Linked DNA regions of Homo sapiens: region 2 is linked to region 1. Evidence: chromatin loops called from intact Hi-C (ENCODE). Cell type or tissue: dorsolateral prefrontal cortex. All regions are shown on one strand. Links, peaks and the distances in the headings refer to the core of each region. The heading gives the core; the rest is flanking DNA.

Region 1 (7,361 bases), core at 1,119-6,118:
GCGAGTGGTGTGGAGCAGGCGGAGGAAGACCTGGGGCTGGCAGCACAGAAAAGAGGGTGGTGGCTGGCTAGCCCCCACCCACAGGCAAAGTGACACGGTCTGTGAAGAAGGGAGGGTGGTCTGAAGCATCAGGATGGATGACACCAGTGGAACTTCCCAGGTGTTTTACAGGCAAGGGGGCGTAGAAAGAAAAAAATGTGATGGTTTAAGTAAATGCCACACATCTTAATACCTCTATCTGAATCTTCAACTCCCCATACAAATACATAAAGCTGAACTTGCTTCTATAATTGAGATGGGTTACACAGAAACTTACTATTCCCAATGACTGGATAAATTATCTTGGCACAAAGAGGATCTGAAGAAAGTATCAAGTCCAAGAATATCTTACTGAAGCCCTTTCTGGTAGTAAACTGGCCATTGTGGGCTCTGTATAATACTTAGGCATCAGAAAACGGCCACAACCCTATTACGGGTCAAGTAATAATTCCTTCCAATTAGTAATACTACAGATGCGGTTTTAATTGCATAGTCTTTTAGAATCATGAAAAATAATGAGAGCCACCTCTTTTCCCGAAGGCCCAGGTTTATTCTAACGGAGTGCCGGGCTAAGGACCCAGCCAGCATGAGCTGTAGCGTGACACAAATCCAGGGATCAGCTGTCCCAATCTCCCACATTCCTCTTTCACAATCACTCAACAAACAGGTCACACATCCCCTAGGTCCACGAACTCATCTTCTCGTTTGGCCAAATCGTCTTCATCTCCCAAAGCTTTCCAGCCACTGGTGGGTAAGACGGGCTTAGAGGAATGTCGCTGGAGCAGAGCGAAAGGAAACAAAGACGAGAGGCGGGCAGAGTTCCTCAGCAGGCAGGGGGCCTCAGCCTGGGGGGCCTGCTGGCTGTGGTGTCTCTCGTCGATCTTCTCTTGTAAACTCTGGACTTCCTCCATCATTTCCAAGAGTTTGCTCAGAGTGGCCACTTGGCCACCACCTAGGATTTGGGCTTCTGGAATCCAACGTAGGTAGCGCTGGGCCCAGACTTTGATTTCGGGCCCCTCGATATGCGGTAACAACAAACCATGGTAGTCAGTGGACTTGCTATGCCAGCTGTCATAGAACTCTCGAAAGTTGTCTTGGAGCTCATCAGAAGAATTAATAAGTTTGCTAATTCTCTTGCCCAGAAGGTTTTTAATTAAATGATCTGTTTCTTCCCTGAAAAATCCTCTTTTGGGAGATGACTTAGATTGTGTAAGTGGCAAAGAAAGTTGTCGTTGATGCTTTGAGAGAAAACACAAATAAAAATCACTGGTTAACATAACAGGCACAGTTAACAGCTGTTACCATAACAAAAAGAGCATAACCCTGCTTTAACAAGTTCCAAGAGACATCAGTGTTGCCATGTGAATGCACACTCATTAACACGCTGTGACATCCAGAGGTGGGGTATTCCTGTGTATTGCCATGGTGCACACTGTACCAGAAACAAATGGGGAAGCAGGTGCACGTGGCAGCTGTGCAGAAAGGCATGCTGGGACACAGAGAAAGGAGCTTTTGGTGCCCTCCTCCTCTGTCACAGGGGCACCACAGGACACAAAGCACTTCTGAAAAAGCTGTTTAACTTAAGATAGTTTAATGATTTAGGGGAACTTGTGGGTCAGGCCCATTCATGTTCTAAAGGGAAAAAGATGTTTCTTCTTTGAGAACTTTAAGGCTGTTAACCACTACAATCTTCTGAACAACTGCAAGGAGGCACTGCTAACTACCAGAAGATACTATCACATGGGTGAAATAGCAGCTTATCAGGCATCCAGTGGGAGTTTAAGCCGAAGTCATAAAGATTCTTTTAGATACAGAAAACAGGCAGGTGAGAGCAAAGAAATGTGATGAGCCAGCTAAGCTGACCAGACTTGTCTGGCAACCTGCATGGAGTAGAAAATGGGAGAGCATTTTCACATTTTCATATTTCCCCCCTTGGTCATTCTCTCTGTGGCCAGAGCAGAGTATTATATTTGGGGGTGCACTGAGAAAGGGTTTTGAGGCTGGGCGCAGTAGCTCATGCCTGTAATCCTAGCACTTTGGGAGACCGAGGCGGGCAGATCACCTGAGGCCAGGAGTTCAAGACCAACCTCAACCTGGCCAAAATGGCAAAACCCCATCTCCACTAAAAATAGAAAAAATTAGCAGGGTGTGGTGGTGGGCACCCGAGGCTGAGGGAGGAGAATTGCTTGAACCCAGGAGGCAGAGGCTGCAGTGAGCCGAGATCACGCCGTTGCACTCCAGCCTGGGCAATGACAGCAAAACTCTGGCTCGCAAAAAAAAAAAAAAAAAAAGGGTTGTAAAAGATGGATGTGGTCGGAAGGTCATGAGGGTTCCCCAGTGCCCAAAGCAGAAGTAAAAACATGTGGGGAGAAGCTGTTTGTCCAGCTCTTTTGCTACTGTTCATTTGAAGTAAGAAGAGATAACAACTTAATTTTCAGGTTCACTCTAAAACTCTCTAACATATTTCCATCAATGGTTCTTCCTTGTAAAAAGATATTCTTTATTGTAAAGAAAATTATTTCCTTATTATGAAATATGGAATAACAATAAAAATATTAAAAAGAAAACAAAACCATCCACAAGACCACAGCTCGGAGGTGACCAGGATTTGACTTTCCATCCAGGGTCAGGAAAGATGAAGGCCAGGATTCAGTGGCCTCTCTTTTTCTCCATCGTGAAGATGTGTCAGGCAGGGCAGGGACTACACTGAACCACCACCCAGTGCTTCCTGCCTGCTCGGTTCTGTGCTCAGTACTCACATTCACTGAGCACCTCATTCTCAAAGTCACTATTATTGCCCCACTTTACAAGCAAGGAAACTAAGGCACAGAGGTAAGCAATCTGCCGAAGGCACTGCTGCTCAGTGCCAAAGGTGGTTCAAATAGTCTGGCTCCAGAGCCTGGGCTCTCTACTGAGCTCTCCTTGGTCCTGGAAGCCCCCTTCTCTCTATCTCCTAAGCAAAGGGAGCACTCAAGACCAGCTGACATGCCAGCAGCTCTGCAGGCCAAAGCCTGGCCCGGGCCTGCGGCTGACACCGAGGCTGCACACTGGAATGGGTCCCCCCCACCGTGTGGCATTTGCACGGCAGCACCACATGCTGCTCAGCCCCTGCTTCCTCAGAGTCTCTGCAGAACTTCCCCCAGGCCACCAGGCCGCTCAACACATTGCTCCACCTGATATCTGGTCTTCTTACCCAAAGGCTTCAAGGTTTCTTGTCGCCCCCGTCCCAACTGTGATTTAGCTAGTGCAACCTGAAATTCTCCACCCCTTCAGCTCAGTCCTTTCCCACCTGCCAACTCCTGGAGCTTAGGCTGTCTGTCCCTATCTCCCAAGGAAAAGAGATGATTAGAAAAGCTAGGTCTGAGGAGAGAAATGAAATCCATTATTGGAAGGGGGAGCCTTAGGTTCCTCCCGTAACACAACAGACGTTGTCCTCGCTGTCTCTGAGGTCCCCTGCCACTCTGGCACAGGGCAGTTTCTCTGGTGCCAATCCAGCTCTCATGAGAATGTGCATGCAGCCACCAGGGGGCACAACACACTGAAGAAAAACCAATTTCTGGCCAAGCTGTTCTGGGGCTCAGGGCAATTCTGGTTAAACTGGCAGAAGAGGCTCAGCCAGAAAGGGGAAACTCCACCCTGGGCCTGCGGCCCCTAAAAGGGCAAAGTGGCCATTCTGAGTCGTTCAGCAGCCAACATCGTCTCTGCTGGCCGTGGCTCACCCAGGTCCCCAGTCCTCTTTAGAATGGAACCAACTCTGACACCAGAAAGGGCCAGGCTTTCTGAAGCCCTCCAGATCAGGCAGGATAAGGATGGCATGGAGAAGGCAGTGACACACATCGACTTAGACTTACCATCACTGCTCTCTCCTTTGTGGACTCTGTGGGGGAGAAATTCTGGGCCTGGAGACAGAGCTAGGAAATGTCAGTTAAATAATTCATCAGTTAGGGAACTTTGGGATTATCAACTAAAATGACTTTCTGACATTTGTGGCTCATAGCATAGGTCAGCAAACTGGCCACCCCTCCGGCCAAATCTGGCCTGGCGCCTGTTCTCGTAAACACTGGAACACAGCTATGCCTACTTGTTCACCTACTAAGGCTCCTTTTTTTTTTTTCAAGTAAAGGAATAAAGAATGGCTACTCCAAGGGCAGAGCAGACTAAGGCTTCTTTTGTACTACAACAGTAGAGGGGTAGTTGTGACAGAGACTTTGCAGCCCTTGACAGAGTTTTGCAACCTGTGGTTTACAGGCACAGCTCATTAAGAAAAGTCTTACTATTTATTATAATAAATGAACTGGTATCGGCCAAGTAAAACCCACACAATCAATGTTCCTTTTACTCTACTAACACACACACACACACAAACACACACACACACACACACACACAGGCAGGACAAGAGGCACGATTCCATGGAGTATGACCAGGGTGGCAGCATCCACAGTGACATCTGGCAAATGGCCCTGTTGTACCAGGGCAAAGGTGATTTGCTGAAAGCAAAGGATTCTAATGGCCCTTGACAATTTGACCATCACAAGTCTCAACTCTGCAGACTGCTTCGAGGGGTAGAAAATGCTGGCAGACAGAATCCGTAAGTACCTTTTATCATTACATGCACGGGGTCTGGGCAGCTGAAGGGGGTTTAGACATGTGGACATCTTACTTTGAAGCGCATTCCTTTCCGTTGGCCTTTGTCCAGTTTTGGCTTTTCCACATAAAGAGGGTTTTTGAGCAATGTCTGGGCTTTGGGTTCAAACTGCACCGACCAATCCCACACGGTGAGCAGATTCAAAGGCTTGCTTTGTGTATCCTGGCCTTCTCTACCCTGCCAAAACAAGCACAGGTCATGCTGTTTTCCAGGGAGGGCTGAGGAAGGCAAACACATACTTCTGGACACAGGCACCAGGAAGCATGCTCCTGCTCTGCCCTGAGAATGAATAATCATGGGCATTTAAGGCTGAGGCTACCTGTGGTTATTCACTACAAGCTTTTGGTGTGGGAGGAGGGCAAGAACAAGGACACTTCCTTTCCAGCAGTCTACACGCCAGCCGCTGTGCTGGGTGCTTCCACAGCCTCGCGAGGCAACTGTTGTTTTTCCAATTTTACATTTGAGGAAACCAAGGCTCAGAAAACTGAACTGCCCAAGGTCACAAAGCTGGTGAGTCACAAGGCTGAGCTCTGAAAGCAGGGCTGTTGCTCCTACTTCACTGGGGGATTTGGTAATCCTCCCAGCTCAAGCAAAGCCTGTAGCCCTCAGGAGGCTGCTCAGAAGCACTGAGATTATCTAATTGGGGGCACAGTCCAGGAAGGGCCAAAAGGGTTAAGATGGAAGGAAAAGGCTAGCTTCCCTGATCTGCTGGTCCCCATTCTCTTCACAGAGGAGTTCCAGGCATCAGGCAAAATCGGAGGACATCTGGTCTAACTGTCTTTCAAATGGACAGCTTTGAATTTTGCTTAATTCCCCAGCTTCAACACTTGCTTCCAGTTCCAATATTTACCATGTGACCACGAGTGAGTTACTTATCCTTTTTTTGCCTCAGCTTCCTCCAGGATAATAAAAATGCATATGCCATAGGGTGCTGTAAGGAGTAAGTATTAATACCTAAGAAGCTCTTAGACCAATGCTTGGTATGTAGTTAGTGTTCAATATCTTTTTTAAAATATGGAACGTCTCATGAGTTTGCATGTCATCCTCTCGCAGGGGCCATGCTAATCTTCTCTGTATTATTCCAACTTTGTTTAGTGTATGTGCTGCCAAGTGAGCACCATTTTATTTGTAGCATCAGTATTACTGCATCCTACTTGTGAGAAGAAGCCTCTTTAATACACAGGTTCCTAAGAGGGACTCTTACCATGTTAGTATCTTTTTGATGAGGTGAATTGAAGAAGAAGGTGCTAAAAATAGGTATATACAGGCTATCTGACAAAACAGTCAGGTAAGTCTCTGTGAATTCAAATGCCGGGGGATGCTGGTGCACCAGCTGCCAGACACAATCTAGGAAAAGCAGGAACACAGGAACCTGCATGAAAACAAGATACGTTACTTGGTGGGCAGAGCCCAGAGCAAGCCATCCTGAGTTCAGGGGGCAGCCACCTCAACAGCTGTGGAATAAGCACTTCTGAGGACTTCATTCTCTGGGAAACACAGAATACTCCATACCATCCCAAGTGAGAAATATGCTCAACTGAAATCACATGCTTGCGATTTACATGCCTATCTGTGTCAAAGACATTTCAAAGACGAAATATGTAAAAACCTCATTATGGATCAGTGTTACAGATGAGCATCTGCAATTGATTCTGATAATAGAAAACACTAACTTAGAACCCCAATTAAGCAAAATATTATCTCCTCCAAAAAAATTCCATTCTTCCATTAGTAGTACTGTATTACCAAACAATGTACTTAATTATGAGTGCTACTTTGAATTTTGTCAATGAAAAGTTACGGGGGGTGGGAGGGAACTTCTATTCCCCACCTGCCCACACACTAACTGACAGGGTTTGATCTTGGAGACCAACGTGGAAGGAGAAGCCTCCTGTCCACCCCGCAGTGAGGGCCCAGAAGACAACGGGGATGGGAGACAAGGGAGAAGCAGTGAAAGTGAGTTTCAAAATGTTTTCAAAATGCATCTTTACAAATCCACAAGCCTCATTTATTAGCTCCCAGAGGCGAGCCCTTGATGAGCAGGGAGAGTAGTTTCTAGTGTGCTTTATCATTTAGAAAGCGCTTATCCTCCCTGATTAACCAGTGATCCTGCCAGGGGGCTAAGAGAAGCTATGTTAGTCTCTCCCTTACAAAGGAGGAAAGGGAAGATTGGAGATGCCTGGAGGCCGGTCCCCAGGGTCTCACACAGGGCTCATGTTTCTTTTCAATTTTCCTTCAAAACTCCAATATGTCCATGTTGAGATGCTAAGAAACATTTGTACAGCAACTTTATTTCACACTTCATTTTATGCATAATATCATTAAATAGAGTGGAAAATATTTGAACTGCAATGTATAGGCAGGGCAATAGGCTCAGAAAATACAAGTGACTTCTCCAAGGGCTGGGTGAACAGCAGCAGATCAGGTCTCTTCTTAGACCTCAGACTCTTTCCCCATTAGACATGGTGCCTGCCAGTCCCCCTTTTCTCAAGATATACAAAAACATATGGGTAGGCGCAGTGGCTCATGTGTGTATTTCCAGCACTTTGAGAGGCTGAGGCAGATGGATCGCCTGAGCCCGGGAGTTTGAGACCAACCTGGGCAACATGGCAAAACCCATCTCTGCAAAAAATACAAAAATTAGCTAGGCATGGTAGTGTACACCTATAGTCCC
Region 2 (7,361 bases), core at 962-5,961, 240 kb after region 1:
TTCAAGTCTTCTGCACAAAGGAAGTAAATATGACGAATTAAGTTTTACCAATAGTAATTTATGTACTTACTCCTTTGATATCCCAATAGGTCTTTCTTTCCAGCACCTTCACCCGAAACAGCTGGAGCTGAGCCATCCACTTTTCTGAGGGTATAAAAATTAGGGACCTTTGGTTGCAAGAAATGGAAACCAATTCTGGCTGATGTGATAAACAGGAGATTTTAGGGGAGACCATAGAGAGCCTAGACTCAGTGGGAATGCTGGGAGATCAGGCTTGGAATTGGGCAGGAACAAAGTCAGCTCTTCAGGGTGAGAAAGCAGGACCTGGAGGAACAGTCTGGACAGACACCATTGCCTAATGAACGAATGCCAATCATTGTCACTTCAATTCTCTGCAGAATATTCAAACTAGAGACATGATCAATTTCAGGTAGATTGTAGATTTAAATGTGAAAGGAAGATCAATAAAGCCTTTAGAGGAAGACTGAGCAGAGACCCTTTGGGCCAGAGAGAGCAGGGCAAGATGTCAAACACAAGCCAGGCCTGTGGACCGGAGGACTCCTGGCCCAGACCAGGAATGGGAAACAGAGGTAGAACCTAGAGGTTTGGAGGGTGGCACGTTCCTGTGGCTTAGGGTTTTGAGAAGCTCAAGCATAGCAGACATTACGCCCCCAGCAACCTGACTGATTCCAGACCCCTACTGTGGTGCCTCAGGTGTGCCTATTGCACCTCCCTTCTTGTTCAAGGTCAGTTCAGCCTGCCAAGAAAGGACCTCAGGGCCCACAGCTGAGCAGGGAACAGGCAAGGGTTTATGCATCTCTTCTCCCAGTGAAGGTGCCCAACTAACTGGGTGTAATGGATAAGGAACCAGCCCGGGGGCTTAGCAGTGTGGAAATCCAGTGCTCCCAGGGAAGCTACCTGAAAAGGTGCAATGCACAGCCACAAGACCAAGAGGCTGCAATTCAGGGCCACTGATGACTGCAACAGCTCCACAGGGTATAGAGCAGTGGAAACAGAGACTTTTGCTTTGTATATATTTTAATAAAAAACAACAACTACTGTTGTGCCAAGTCTGTTCTAATCACTGTACACGTGCCATCTTATTTAATCCTCGTAAGAACTCCATTATGGGAGTTACTATTACTATCTCCATTTTACAGATGAGGAAACTAACACACAGAAAGTTTAAGGCACTTGCCCAAGGTAACACAGCTATTTAAAGAGACAGAGCTGGGATTTAAATGTTGGCAATTTAAATGTTGGCATTACCTCTCATATAAGCCAGACAGATAAACACAGACCCTGAAGCAGACTCTTTGAGCAAGGGCTCACAATCAAAAAGGCAACAGAAGTGAAGGAGACAGATACAGGCACATTGTATGGGTGGAGAGCAGGAGGGCGCGTCAAAGAGTCAGGGTGTGAGCACATGATTATGTGGAGACACGATTTTGTACAGCCTTCATTTATCTTGAACTTTCCTTTTGGAGGTGTCATGTAGGAATTCTAACATCAGGCTGTTAATGAGAATCATAGACTCCTTCAGAATCCCACAGTGAACTTGCACAGAAAATCCTTCTTCTTTTTTTTTTTTTCTTTTTTGAGACAGAGTCTTGCTCTTGTTGCCCTGGCTGGAGTGCAATGCCATGATCTCAGCACACTGCAACCTCCGCCTCCTGGGTTCAAGCGATTCTCCTGCCTCAGCCTCCCAGGTAGCTGGGATTACAGGCACCTGCCACCGTGCTCAGCTAATTTTTGTATTTTTAGTAGAGATGGGGTTTCACCATGTTGGCCAGGCTGGTCTCAAACTCCTGACCTCAGGTGATCCACCCGTCTCAGCCTCCCAAAGTGCTGGGATTACAGGCGTGAGCCATCACGCCCGGCCCAGCAAATCATTCTTAAAAAAATTTGATTTTATTGTGGTAAGAACACAACATGAGATCTACTCTCTTTAACAAATTGTTAAGTGTACAATACAGTTAACTATAAGGAAAAGATTGTGTGGCAGGTTCTGTAGAACTTATTCACCTTGCTTAACTGAAACTTTCTGTTTGTTGATTAGCAACTCCTTACTTCCCTTCTCCCAGCCCCTGGCAACCACCATTCCACTCTTTGATTCTATGAATTTGACTATTTAAAAATACCACTGCAGTGGAATCATGCAGTATTTGTCCTTCTGTGACTGACTTAATTTCACTTAGCATAATATCCTCAAGTTTCATTCATGTTGTAACATATTGCAGGATTTCCTCCTTATTTTAAAGGCTAAATGATAATCCATTGTATGTTTGTTTGTTTGTTTGCTTGTTTTTTGAGACAGTCTTGCCCTGTCACCCAGGCTGGACTGCAGTGGCGCGCTCGCTGCTCATTGCAGCCTCCGCCCCCAGGTTCAAGCGATTCTCACGCCTCAGCCTCCCAAGCAGCTGAGGTTACGGGTGTGTGCCACCATGCCGGGCTAATTTTTTTATTTTTAGTAGAGACGGGTTTTCGCCATGTTGGTCAGGCTGGTCTCGAACTCCTGACCTCAAATGATCCACCCACCTCGGCCTCCCAAAATGCTGGGATTACAGGCGTGAGCCACCGTGCCCAGCCTGTATGTACCCTTTACTGTTCAAAACAAGGGTTAAAAGTGGTGGGATTGAGGCCAGGGGAGGCCTGGATGTGGTTACGTTTTAAAAACTAATCTTAGCCAGGCATGATGGTACATGTCTGTAGTCCCAGCTACTTGGGAGCTGAGGCAGGAGGATTGTTTGAGCCCAGGAATTCAAGACCTGCCAGGACAATATAGCCAGATCTTCTTCTAAAAACAAACAAATAAAACCAAAAATACCTAGTCTTTTAGAGAAACATACTCACATATTCATGGATGAAATGATGTCATGTCTGAAATTTACTTCGAAATAGTTTGGGAGGAGAAGAAGTGGGTGAGGGTTTGGTTGGGGCAGGATTGTCCCATGGATTGATGGATTGATGGTTTTGGAGGTTAGATAATGAATATGGGGTGGGGCACTTATCGTACCATTTGGTCTACTTTTGTGTAAGTTATACATTCTCCATAATTGGAAAGATTTTAAAAACTAAGATATGGCAGCACAGTTTGATTGCAAGTGACCATATCTACCCTAGCAACCATGAAAGAATTATTTTAAAAACTTAGTAGTTTGCTTAAAAGATAAGTTGAAAATTTTAAATGCTAACAAATCTTCATCCCAATTTTGCTCTTCCCACACAACATAAGTGACTTCCTGGCCACAGAACTTATGTGAAACCATGTACAACACAAAGCGAATTATCAGTTTACTTGGAGTCTCTGCCTGTAACTCAGCCCTGACTTGGCTGTGTTTCTTTAGAGCTGAAGCCTCAGTTGAGACTCCTTGCTGCAGAAACAGGGGCCAGACACCAGGGCCCATGCAAAAACTGGAGGGGGTCACCAAGACCCTTGAGGCCTCTGCTCCCAAGAACATGGGTCCCCTGTTACATCCAAAGGGAGAACCACCCACATGTCTGAAGGCATCTTCTAGATGGAGGATTCTAAACACACCGGAATGCCTCAGAATCTGTTCTCAGCTCCTTCTCTTCTCTTGCTACACTTTCTTCCTTGAGAATTCATCCTGGTTCACAGCTTCAAATTTATCTAAAAGCTAATGATTCCCAGGTTTATACTGCCAGCCTGGACTGTCCCTTGACTGCCACCAACTGGCATATCCAGCTGTCCTCACAACATTCTTACATAAATGACAGTGGGGGATCTGTGTTACCATGTGAAACAGGCTGGGGGGATGATTGCCAGAGCCACTCCCACTTTAGTCTGCCCATCCCAGGAAGTTATTCTTGATTCTTTTCTTCACCTATCACCTCCAATTGCTCAGCAAGTCCTGTTGATTCTACCTTCAAACTATACCCAAAATCTGACTACGTCTTACCACCTCTACCACCACCACTTCATCCAAACCACTGGTATCTCCCATCTAAGCTATTGCAGTAACCTTCTAACTGGTCTTGCTGCCTCCTCCTTCATCCCCTGTATCAGTGTAGATTAGATTTTAAATATATTCATCAGATCACAAGCCGCCTCTAAGAAAACTCAAATTCCTGCCAGGCACAGTGGCTCCTGCCTGTAATCTTAGCTATTTGGGAGGCTGAGGTAGGAGGATTGCTTGAGGCCAAGAGTTCAAGACCAGCCAAGGCAACATAATGAAACCCTGTCTCTAAAACCAGAAAACAAAAAAACAAAAATTATCCAGGTGTGGTGGTGTGTGCCTGTAGTCCCAGCTACTGAGGAAGCTGAGATGGGAGGATTGCTTGAGCCTGGAAGGTCGAGGCTGCAGTGAGCCTTGATCCTTGATCATGCCACTATACTCCAGCCTGGGTGACAGAGTGAGACTTTGTCTCCAGAAAAAAAAAAAAAAAAGAGAGAGACCTTGTCTCGACAGAAAAAGTATCTGGGTGTGGTGGCACACACCTGTAAGCCCAGCTACTTGGGAGGCCAGAGTGAGAGAATTACTTGAGCCCAGGATTTGGAGGCTGCAGTGAGTTATGATGGCACCACTGCACTCTAGCCTGGGTGTGATAGAGTAAGACTCTATTTCTAAAAAAAAGAAAAAAAAAAGAAAGGAAGAAAAATCAAAAACAAAACAAGGCCAGGAGCAGTGGCTCACATCTGTAATCCCAGCACTTTGGGAGGTTGAGGTTGGGGGATTGCTTGAGGCCAGGAATTCAAGACCAGCCTGGCCAACATGGTGAAACCCTGTCTCTATTAAAAATACAAAAATTAGCCAGGCGTGGTGACGCACATCTGTAATCCCAGCTGCCTGGGAGACTGAGGTAGGAGGATTGTTTAAACCTGGGAGGCAGAGGTTGCAGTGAGCCAAGATCACACCACGGCAGTCCAGCCTGGGTAACAGAGTGACACTCTGTCTCATAAAATAAAATAAAAACAAAACAAAACTCAAATTCCTTACGTGGCGGACAGGCCCCTACGTGAGCTGGCCCCTGGCCACCCGCTGCTTCCGACTCCTGTTGGCTCCTTCTCCTCCAGTCACTGGCATTCATGATGGTCTGTGACTTTTACTCCAGTCTCAGGATCCTTGTGTTTGTTCTTCCTATTGTAGTTTGTTCTTTCTTCATACTTCTTATGGTGTGTTCCGTCCCTTAATCAGGGGGATGGTGGGGTCCTTGGATTCAGGTGTCTACTTAGGGTTTTCTACGTAGGTTCTCAGAGACATTCTCCCGCTGCTGTACGTAAAAGAGGCCTTTTTCCATGGTTTACGTTATTTATTTATTTATCTTTTTGAGGTGGAGTTTTGCTCTTTTGTCCAGGCTGGAGTGGACAATCTGGGGTCACTGCAACCTCCGCCTTCCAGTTTCAAGTGATTCTCCTGCCTCAGTCTCCCGAGTAGCTGGGACTACAGGGGCCCGCCACTATGCCTGGCTGATGTTTTGTGTTTTTAGTAGAGACAGGGTTTCACCATGTTGGCCAGGATGGTCTCAACCTCCTGACCTCGTGATCCTCCCTCCTAGGCCTCCCAAAGTGCTGGGATTACAGGTGTGAGCCACCGCATCTGGCTACCTTACATTTTAAAATAACCCTTATCACTACTGAAAATGATGTCTTTATATGTCTATCTCCTTATTTTCTGTTTCCTTACTCTCCTCCCAGGAACATAAACTTCATGAGGGCAAGGACTTTGCCTCCTTCACTTTTGTGTCTCTGGTGCTTAGCTCCGTATTTGAATATTTGTTGGATGAATGGATAATGACTATTCCAGGACTCGCTTGATACAGAACTATCTTCTCTAGAGAATGGAAAGGTAAACGTATCATTTACCAGCCACTTATCTTAAGTAGAGTCCCAGAGTGTAGGCTTATGCCATGGAGCTCATGTGAATTTCCACTTGGGCCATCTGGGATTCTTTTCTCAAAAGAGCCTGATGCCTGGTGCAGGGGCCGGTCAGCTGGCCTGGAGGGATATAACCCACATTTACCTTTCTCCTCCTGGCAGTATTCTAGAATACCTCACTCACTGCAGCAAGGGAGCTTTCTCTCCTGGGTCGGTAGGGGATATGGTTTGAATGTAGCCCTGAGGAGCGTCTCAAATGATCTTTGGCCCAGTTGTCTTGTGTCAGTCTCCTGGGGAGAAGGATCATTTACTGAAGTGAAAAACGAATCAGTCAAGCTTGAGAGCTGTAGATAACAGCACAGGGAGCTGTGTTTTATGGCCTCAAAGAGTTTAACCCAGATTGGAAAAAGGTATTTCACTCCAGCAGCAACAGAGGGGAGCTGTACCTTGCCTCTGACTCCAGAGAAACGGGACATGTCACAGGGGTGACCAACAGGGCACCAGCCACAGCAGGGAGGGTGGAAACTTGGGCAGCAAGAGTCACAGTTAATGCCTGGTGAGGAGTGACCATTGGAGTGACGTGGAGCTGCACGGTAAGCACTGGGGACGTGCCAAAGAAGGAGGCTGGGTCAGTCAGGTTTTACTGCAATGATTCTACTTGAAAAACACACTGAATTTCAGCGACTTACAACATCAACACCACATTTATGTATCTCACCTATAGGTGTTCAGGTCAGCTGTGGTGGTTCTGCTTCAGGCTGTGGATCCAGATCACGTCTGCCCCACACGGCTCTCACGCTGGGACCAGCAGCTTCTCTTGGCAGCTAGCAGAGGTTTGAGAAGGCAGCCCAGACCATGCAAACTCATTGAAAACCTCTGCTCGGGTGACATCCTTTAATATTTCATTGGCAAGACCCAGCGCAGTGGCTCACACCTGTAATCCCAGCACTTTGGTGGGCCGAGGAGGGCGGATCACCTGAGGTCAGGAGTTCAAGACCAGCCTAGACAACATGGCGAAAACTCATCTGTACTAAAAAATACAAAAATTAGCTGGGCTTGGTGGTGGGCGCCTGTAATCTCAGCTACTTGGGATGCTGAGGCAGGAGAATTGCTTGAACCCAGGAGTCAGAGGTTGCAGTGAGCCGAGATCATTCCACTGTACTCTAGCCTGGGTGACAAAGTGAGACTTTGCCAAAAAAAAAAAAAAAAAAAAAATTCCATTGGCAAACAAATCACATAGTCAAGACTAGCATCAGTGGGTTATGAAAATGTGCTCTGTGGACTCCAGTGGGGGACCCTGCAAAGTCTGGGGCAAAGGCTGTGGATGCTGAATTCTGTTACAGGGAGGGAGTGAAAAATTGAGAGTAGTAATCCAGTCTCCCACGGGGCCCATCACGGCTGTTTGGAGGCACACATGAGTTACCATGGCGACATCTTGAATGAGAAGGGAGAAACTCAATGGTAAGGGCAAGAAGCAGAAGATTGTTCCTTTGTTCCTATTACTTTGATACATATTCCTTGATTT

Evidence for each region. Peaks named below come from ENCODE experiments on the same cell type or tissue, not always from the same donor. Only the 100,000 strongest peaks of a DNase experiment are listed, where the experiment ranks them.
Region 2: it touches region 1 in a loop (4-fold over the local background); 12 of 110 quality-filtered maps call a loop at or near these places.

The regions. Positions count from the first base shown.
Region 1 is chr5:32,229,071-32,236,431 of GRCh38, forward strand. MTMR12 (myotubularin related protein 12) reads right to left here. Exons shown (of 16, transcript NM_001040446.3): 14 at 5,892-6,059; 15 at 4,703-4,864; 16 at 1-1,277. The coding sequence ends at 708. It also overlaps the pseudogene RNU6-1079P. Among named protein-coding and RNA genes, the nearest start is that of GOLPH3, 58 kb to the left of the region's middle. RefSeq lists enhancers at 2,564-3,109, 3,110-3,654, 4,508-4,979. In dorsolateral prefrontal cortex, for the core only: CTCF peaks have their summits at 3,567 (motif pointing right) and 3,767; DNase peaks (open chromatin) are centred at 3,166, 3,561 and 4,833; H3K27ac peaks cover 4,230 bases.
Region 2 is chr5:32,468,270-32,475,630 of GRCh38, forward strand. No RefSeq gene overlaps it. Among named protein-coding and RNA genes, the nearest start is that of ZFR, 27 kb to the left of the region's middle. In dorsolateral prefrontal cortex, for the core only: a CTCF peak has its summit at 3,686 (motif pointing left); a DNase peak (open chromatin) is centred at 3,710.